2 separate regions of the Homo sapiens genome follow, and region 2 is linked to region 1. Evidence: read pairs that join two places in POLR2A ChIA-PET (ENCODE). Cell type or tissue: PC-9. All regions are shown on one strand. Links, peaks and the distances in the headings refer to the core of each region. The heading gives the core; the rest is flanking DNA. Region 1 has its middle 5.0 kb from the start of PCF11. Region 2 overlaps ANKRD42 (ankyrin repeat domain 42).

Region 1 (4,406 bases), core at 226-4,225:
TATCTAATCAATAACTCTTCTCATGTAAATTTTTTATATCATTAGAAAGACAGAAATGTGGACACTAAACACAAAAGTAGAAAGGACATAGGCCAGGTGCCATGGCTCATGCCTGTAATCCCAGCACTTTGGGAGGCCCAGGAGGGCAGATTGCTTGAGCTCAGGAGTTCAAGACCAGCCTGGCCAACATGGCAAAACCCCGTCTTCTACCATAAATACAAAAAATTAGCTGGGTGTGGTGGTGTATGCCTGTAATCCCAGCTACTCCTTTAAAATTTATAGACTGGGCGCTGTGGCTCACGCTTGTAATCCCAGCACTGTGGGAGGCTGAGGTGGGAGGATCACTTGGGCCCCAGAGGTTGCACTGAGCTGAGATCATGCTACTGCCCTCCAGCCTGGGCGACAGAGCCAGACTGCGTCTCAAAAAAAAAAAAAAGGAAATGAAAATTGAAAGCCAATCCCTTTAAAATCAAATAGTTATCGAGCACTGTCAGCAGGTAGAATTTCCCCCTTTTATATGTAAACCCAGTGTATGTAGATAATATGCAGCAATAATATTTACCTGTTATATATGCATATACATTTATTTATTCTTGCTAGAAATATGTAGTTTACTTATATAAACTTTTTTTATTTTTGGAGACAGGGTCTCACTCTGTCACCCAGGCTGGAGAGTGCAGTGGTGCGACCTCAGGTCACCGCAACCTCTGCCTCCAGAGCTCAAGGGATCCTCCTACCTCAGCCTCCTGAGTAGCTGGGACCACAGGCCTGCACCACTACACCCGGCTAGTTTTTTGTATTTCTGATAGAAGATGGGGTTTCGGCATGTTTTCCAGGCTGGTCTTGAACTCCTGGGCTGAAGCAATCCTCCCACTTTGGCCTCCCAAAGTGTTGGGATTACAGGAGTGAGCCACTGCTCCCTGCAACATTATTATTTACATGTTTTATAACCACAAAAGTAATGCATGCTTATTTTAAAGAATTCAAATACAAGTACACAAAGAAAAAATGAAAATTCCATCTCTCTGCCCTTGGCCATAAGGTAACCACTGCTCACAGTTTAATATCTATCTTTCCATGCCTTTTTCAATGAACGTACACATAAACACAATATGTAAAGCTTTTTTTTTGTTTCTTTAATTTCACCACCTTTCTGACTGGGAAGTGTAAATCTATGTTTTATTTTTACAAAAATATAATACACATGTGCATATATATCTATTTAATATTAATTACTTGCATTTATTTATTTATTTATTTATATTTTATTTATTTATTTTTTTTGAGATGGAGTCTTGCTCTGTCACCCAGGCTGGAGTGCAGTGGCACAATTTCGACTCACTGCAACCTCCGCCTTCTGGGTTCAAGCAATTCTCCTGCCTCAGCCTCCTGAGTAGCAGGGATTACAGGTGCCCACCATCATTCCCAGCTAATTTTTGTATTTTTAATAGGGAATGGGTTTCACCATGTTGGCCATGTTGGTCTCAAAGAACTCCTGACCTCAGGTGATCCATCTGCCTCAGCCTCCCAAAACACTGGGATTACAGGAATGAGCCACAGTGCCCGTCCTAACTTGCATTTTAAACTCAAGGTGTCACATTCATCCTTTCATGTGCATGGACTTCCTTTAAAGAACAGTCGAGATGCTGTATAATTCAAAGCATTTGTTTTTAAAGTCTGTGGCTTAGAAAGATAGCTACGGCAAGAATCAAGCCATTCTAATGTTGGCTCTAAACCAGGCTCTAAAATTGGCATGTAGTAGATATTCAATGAATATTTGTTGACTGATCCAGGCCCTGATTTCAATTTCACCTTGCTTGTCCATTGTTATCCTCCAACAGTATGAATAGACAAATGCAGCATTAGTTGAGAACTTAGGGTGGAGGTTGAACTTGGTATTATGGAGTTTAGAGATAGTGATTATCAGGAAAGGACCCTGGCTCACAATTCAAATGCGTGATAACCAAATTCCAAAAACCAGTTCATCATTTTAAGACTTAGAAAATATATTTTGCCAGCAATCTTTTCACTCATTTGCAGAAAAATATGATTTAGTGAACAATAGTTCTTAATTTTAAGTTTTGCTCCCATATATTTATCTTATCTATTGGCATCTCCTTCCATATATAGATGAAGAAAGCAAAAGAACAAGCAGCAAATGAATACTCACCTCCAAAACATGAATTCATAACTAATTGTACACATAATAATCTGCATTATTATATATTATTATCTGGGGTCTCTCTCTAGAAATAGAGAATAAAAAGTCTAAGCTAATAGAAAACTTCCAAAAATATTATTTCATAAATTTTATTTATAAAATGTGTAGTATCCTCTGGAATATATGTGTGTGTGTGTGTGTGTGTGTGTGTGTATTTGTATACACGTATTTAGAGAAAGAAAGAGAATAAAAGATATTCTTGGGAAAAAAGTTGCTTCTGTTCGTTCTTTCATTTGTTCATTCAGTGTGGCCCATGCTCTCAAGGAGCTCATAGTCAACTGGGTCAGATAAGAAATTAAACCAGGGTGGGGCACCGTGACTCATGCCTGTCATCCCAGCACCTTGGGAGGCCTAGGCAGGCAGATCACTTGAGGTCAGGCAAATATATAACATCTAACAGGTAAATATTATTTGCCAACATGGCAAAACCCCGTCTCTACTAAAAATACAAAAAAAATTAGCTGGGCGCGGTGGTGAACGCCTGTAATTCCAGCTACTTGGAGGCTGAGGCAGGAGAATCACTTGAACCCGAACTTAAGAGGCAGAGGTTGCAGTGAGCTGAGATCACGCCACCTGCACTCCAGCACTCCAGCCTGGGCAACAGAGCACGACTCATCTCAAAAAAAAAAAAAAAAAAGAGTTGTCTGCTTTGTGTGCCTAAGTAAAATATAATGTTGCTTAATGAAGGGTGACAGAGTGGAAGTGTCATGGGGAAAAAGCAAATGTACTGTATATCATACATTTGGTGGGGGTTGTAAGATTGTTTATTTTACACACTGCCATGGTTTGAATCTCCATTTTTTGTTGTTGCTTCTTCTTTGTCAAATATGTTATTTTGACATATGGGTTTGGTTATAAAGTTTATTCTAAAACTTATGTGAATTAGTTGTTTTTGTTTCTTTTGAGACAGAGTCTTGCTCTGTCGCCCAGGCTGGAGTACAATGGCGTGATATCAGCTCACTGCCAACTTCTGCCTCCCAGGTTCAAGCGATTCTCCTGCCTCAGGCTCCCAAGTAGCTGGGACTACAGGCGCGTGCTACGACACCCAGCTAATTTTTGTATTTTTAGTAGAGACAGGTTTCCACCATGTTGGCCAGGCTGGTCTCAAACTCCTGACCTGAAGTGATCCTCCCACCTTGGCCTCCCAAAGTGCTGGGATTACAGGCGTGAGCCACCTTGCCAGGCCTAAATATTATGTGAATTAGTTATAACTGCATTATATTCTAAAATTCATTTCCTGGCTGGGCAAGGAGACCCCATCTCTATATAAAAAAAAAAAGTTTAAAAAAGGAAAAAAAAGTAAAATTCATTTCCCAAATTGGTGGTGGTTTCTGTGAGTCAAAATAAAAGAGCTCATTCTCATCGCATAAGTGGTTTTCTGCTACTGGTTTTTGCTTGAGAGGCCTGGTTCATCTGCTTTCTCCAGAACTGTCCTGTGCCAGGAAATAACTTAAGCCAAGGCAAGCATAGAGCCTGTTATCAGACAAGAGAGTTAAACCAAAGGGATGTATACATGGATTATTACATGGAGAAACCATAATCAGAATAGTGGTTTAAAGCATGAAGTCTGATGAAATGATTGATTGTCTCTGCAGCAGCTTCTTAGCCTCATGACTCTTAGAAAGTTATTTAACTTCTGTAAGCTTCCGTTTTCCCATATTTAAAAAGAAAATAATGACAACTCTCACCTCGTAATGTTGTTATAAAGACGGAATGAGATGTCATACTCTATTGTGAGACTTTACCATTGTATATTTGACCCAGCAATCCCACTAAAGACCAATTTACTCAAACACGGGGAAATAAAATAAAAGAATGAAGAAACTGTACTACTGTAGAGCAATCTTTAAGATATATTTCGTTTCAACTATACCACAAAGCAACCATTTAAAAAAAAAATTCATTGAAAGAATAAGTAAAAAAATAAAGGCAAGATACAGAACTGTTTATATGATATTCCAGTACTGCATTAACTAAAAAAAATTCAAGGAAAAAATATATACATATAAATATGTATTTGTATGTACATGTAATATCACTGGAAGAATATAAAAAAGAGCTGGTAACAATAATTGCCTGTGGACCAGGCAACCAGAAGACAGGGCAAGAAGAAATCTTTTCAGTTAATTCTCTTTTTAGTGTTTTAAACTTTTTACCTTAAGAGGCTGGGCACGGTGGCTCACGC
Region 2 (4,406 bases), core at 276-4,275, 63 kb before region 1:
CCAGATGATTCAGCAACAGGCCTGAGGGTGGCCAGGGCAAGTGCCAGCTCATGCCATCACCCTCACAGAGCCCCAGGTAAGTTTGACCACTGAGGGCCAGGAAGTGGACTTCCTCCTGGACACTGGCACAGCCTTCACAGTTTCAATCTCCTGCCTCGGATGACTGTCCTCAAAGTCTGTTACTATCCGACGAATCTTAGGACAGCCTGTAACCTGGTATTACTCTCGCCTGCTCGGTTGCAATTAGGAGACTTTGCTCTTTTCACATGCCTTTCTTGTTATGCCCAAAAGTCCCACACCCTTATTAGGGAGGAACATATTAGCCAAAGCTGGGGCTATTATCTACATGAATATAGGGAACAAATTACCAATTTGTTGTCCTCTACAGATATTGTTAGACATTTAAGAGAGGAAAAAGGAGCTTGAACATTCAGTACCCTGGAATATGTTTAACCAATAGATACCTGGGCTCCTCCCCTTTCTAGGCCCTGTGACAGCCATCCTACTATTACTTGCCTTTGGGCCTTGCATTTTTAACCTCCTTGTCAAATTTGTTTCCTCCAAGATCAAGGCCATCAAGCTACAAATGGTATTACAAATGGAACCTCAAATGAGCTCAACTCACAGCTTCTACCGAGGACCCCCAGATTGACCTGTTGGTCTCCGACTGGCCTAAAAAGATCCCCTCTGGAGGACACCACAACTGCAGGGCCCCTTCTTCGCCCCTAACCAGCAGGAAGTAGCCAGAATGACTGCCGCCCAGTTCCCAACAGCAGTTGGGGTGTCCTGTTTTAGAGGGGGGACTCAGAGGAGGGGCCAGCTGGGCTTCCTGGGTCAAGTAGTGGCTCAGAAAGCTGTGAAACTCACTCATTTCCTGCATCAGAACTTACTTCGGTCCTGGATGGATAATATTGAAGATATATGCTTAAAATATGCCTTACACCAAAACATAAATAAAGAAGACAGAAAGCCTTTCCCAGACAAACAAAAGCCGAGACAATTTACGATCACCAGAACCATCTTATAAGAAATGGTAAAGGGGCCGGGCGCGGTGGCTCACGCCTGTAATCCCAGCACTTTGGGAGGCCGAGGCGGGCGGACCACGAGGTCAGGAGATCGAGACCATCCTGGCTAACACGGTGAAACCCCGTCTCTACTAAAAATACAAAAAATTAGCCGGGCGAGGTGGCGGGCGCCTGTAGTCCCAGCTACTCGGGAGGCTGAGGCAGGAGAATGGCGTGAACCCCAGGGGGTGGAGCCTGCAGTGAGCCGAGATTGCGCCACTGCACTCCAGCCTGGGCGACAGCGAGACTCCGTCTCAAAAAAAAAAAAAGAAATGGTAAAGGGACTTCTTCAATCAGGAAGAAGAAACACTAATGTGCAAATGGAAAACATTTGAAGGTATAAAAATCACTGGTGAAATTAAAAACATGGACAACCCTAGAATACTCCAATAATGTAACTGTGGTGTGTGATAACTCCAGTATGAGACTAAAAGACAAATCTAACAACAATAATAATAGCTATAGCAACCTGTTAAGAGATAGGAAATACAAAAATATGTAAATAGGTGAGGCACAGTGGCTTACGCCTGTAATCCCAGCACTTTGGGTGGCCGAGGTGGGTGGATCACTTGAGGTCAGGAGTTTGAGACCAGCCTGGCCAACATGGTGAAACCCCATCTCTATGAAAAATACAAAAATTAGCTGGGCATGGGGGTGGGCATCTGTAATCCAGCTACTTGAGAGGCTAAGGCAGGAGAATCTCTTGAACCCAGGAGGAGAATGTTGCAGTGAGCCAAGATCACACCACTGCACTCCAGCCTGGGTAGCAGAGCAAGACTCCATCTGAAAAAAACAAACAAACAACCCCAAAAATATGTAAATAGAAGCAACAAAAAGGCCAAATGTGGGAGAAACAGTTAACATGTAGGGCATTTTGCTTTTTCCTTGTTTCTATTCCTTTCTTTGTGACCTAAGGTAAGTCGTCATCTCTTTAAAATAATCTGTTATATCTATAAAATGTAAGACTCATGGTAACTACAATGCAAAAACCTATATTTACTAAAAAATAAAAAGCAAAAAATTAAAACATACTACCAGAGAAAAATCACTTAACCACAAAGAAAGACAAGAAGAAAGGAACGTAGGAGTTACAAAACAACCAGAAAACAAGCAACAAAATGGCAGCTGTAAGTCTTCACCTACCAATAACAACACTGAATGTAGATGGACTTAACTCTCCAATTAAAAGGCACAGAGTATAAAGAAACATGACCCAACTATAGGCTGCCTACAAAACACCCACTTCATCTATAGAAACACACGTAGACTAAAAGATACTCCATGCAACTAGAAGCAAAAAAAAAGAAAAAGAGTAGCTATATTTATATTAAATAAACTATAAGTTAATTCCACTACTGGGTATATATCCACAAGAAAAAAAAACAATGTATCAAAGAGATAACTGCACTCTCATGTTTATTAACACACTATTCACAATAGCCAAAATATGGAATCAACCTAAGTGCACATCAGTGATGAATGGATAAAGAAAATGTAATGTATATTCACAACGAAATATAATTCACACAAAAATGAATGAAATACTGTCAGTGCCACAAGATGGATGGAATTGGAGGTCATTATGTTAAGTAAAATAAGTCAAGCACAGAAAGACAAATATTATATGTTTTCATTCATATGTGGGAGCTAAAATACGCTGGTCTCATGAAGATAGAGAGTAGATTGATTGGCGATTACCAAAGGCCAGAAGGGTAGCACGGAGAGAGCAAGAACAGAAGTTGATTAATGGGTATAAATATACAATTGAGTAGAAGAAATAAGATCTAGTGTTTGACAGATCAGTAGGGTGATTATAGTTAACCATAATCTATTGTGTATTTAAAAATAACTAGAAAAAAATAATTCAAATGTTCCTAGTATAAAAGAAATATTTAAGGGATGGCTACCCCAATTACCTTGATTTGATCTTTATACATTATCAAATTTGATACAAATGAATGTATCAAATTATCACATGTACACCAAAAATATGTACATTTATCAATAAAAAATAATTTTATGAGAGCGATTTGAACACAAGCAGTCTAGACCTAAGGCCACATTCTTTCTTAACATCTATATTATTATAAATACTCTACCTGGTTATAAATAAAATAATCATACATGTTTAAAGAAACAATTGGATTTTTTAATGACCAGACAAGACCAACAAAAATGATCAAGTATATTTGATAAAGGACAATACAAAAATAAAACTGACCCCTACCTTGTATTACACACGGAAAAGTCAGTTCTAGGAGGATTGGGAATATAAATATGAAAGATAAATAAAATTTCTAACAGATAACATAAAGGAATGTCTTCATGATCACAAAATAGGGAAAGTACAGAAAGGACTAACTACAAAGGAAGAGATTATTAAAATGGACTACGTTAAAATTAAAACCTCTGGCCAAGCGCGGTGGCTCACACCTGTAATCCCAGCACTTTGGGAGGCCGAGGTGGGTGGATCACAAGGTCAGGAGTTCAAGACCAGCGTGGCCAACATGCTAAAATTCTGTTTCTACTAAAAATACAAAAATTAGCCAAGCGTGGTGGTGCACACCTGTAATCCCAGCTACTCGGGAGGCTGAGGCAGAAGAATCGCTTGAATCCGGGAGGCAGAGGTTGCAGCAAGCCGAGACTGCACCACTGCACTCCAGCCTGTGCGACAGAGCAAGACTCTATTTCAAAAAAAAAAAATAATTAAAACCTCATTTATCAAAAAATACCAAAGAATGAAAGAGCAAGCCATGAAGTAGAAAGATTAGAAAGATATTTGCATGAAAAGATATTGGTAATAAACGTAACTGACAAAGGGCTTGTATCTAGAATATATAAAGAACTCCTATGATTCAATAAGAAAAAGACACACTCTAACAGCCAATAGGCAAAAGATTTGAACTAGTACATCACACACACAAAAAAACCAAATAGCCTTTAAACGTACGAAATGATGTTCAACATCTTTAGTCATCAGGAAAAATGTAAATTTGAAACTGCAATGAGATACATCCATCAGAAAGACTAAAACTAAAAAAAAAAACTAATAATACCATATGTGAAAATGGAAATTGAAAGCAGTCTGAAAAAGCGAAGGAAGCCTAACACAAAATAATTTTTTGTTGTTGTTTTTTGGTTTTTCTTTGCAGTTTTTACAGTTTTATTTAAACACAAAACATGCACATGAGCTGTCTATTCATTTTCTTCACTGCGCAGCCTGGCGTTGGGGTTGGTGTGACTCCGATGGACAGCTGGGCAGCTCTTTCCACGATGGCTTTGCAGTTCTTGGAGGAAACATCTCAGCACAGTAAGATCTGTTGCACATCAGCAGCACTTCCA

What was found. ChIA-PET counts read pairs that join two places held together with the same protein. Peaks named below come from ENCODE experiments on the same cell type or tissue, not always from the same donor. Only the 100,000 strongest peaks of a DNase experiment are listed, where the experiment ranks them.
Region 2: POLR2A ChIA-PET joins it to region 1 with 5 read pairs; 7 of 35 experiments call an interaction of 5 or more read pairs at or near these places.

Annotation. Positions count from the first base shown.
Region 1 is chr11:83,149,923-83,154,328 of GRCh38, reverse strand. No RefSeq gene overlaps it. Among named protein-coding and RNA genes, the nearest start is that of PCF11, 5.0 kb to the left of the region's middle. In PC-9, for the core only: no CTCF peak of the experiment used is centred there; DNase peaks (open chromatin) are centred at 2,528 and 2,848.
Region 2 is chr11:83,213,258-83,217,663 of GRCh38, reverse strand. All of the region lies in intron 5 of ANKRD42 (ankyrin repeat domain 42), which reads right to left. It also overlaps the pseudogene RPL32P24. Among named protein-coding and RNA genes, the nearest start is that of ANKRD42, 22 kb to the right of the region's middle. In PC-9, for the core only: no CTCF peak of the experiment used is centred there; no DNase peak of the experiment used is centred there.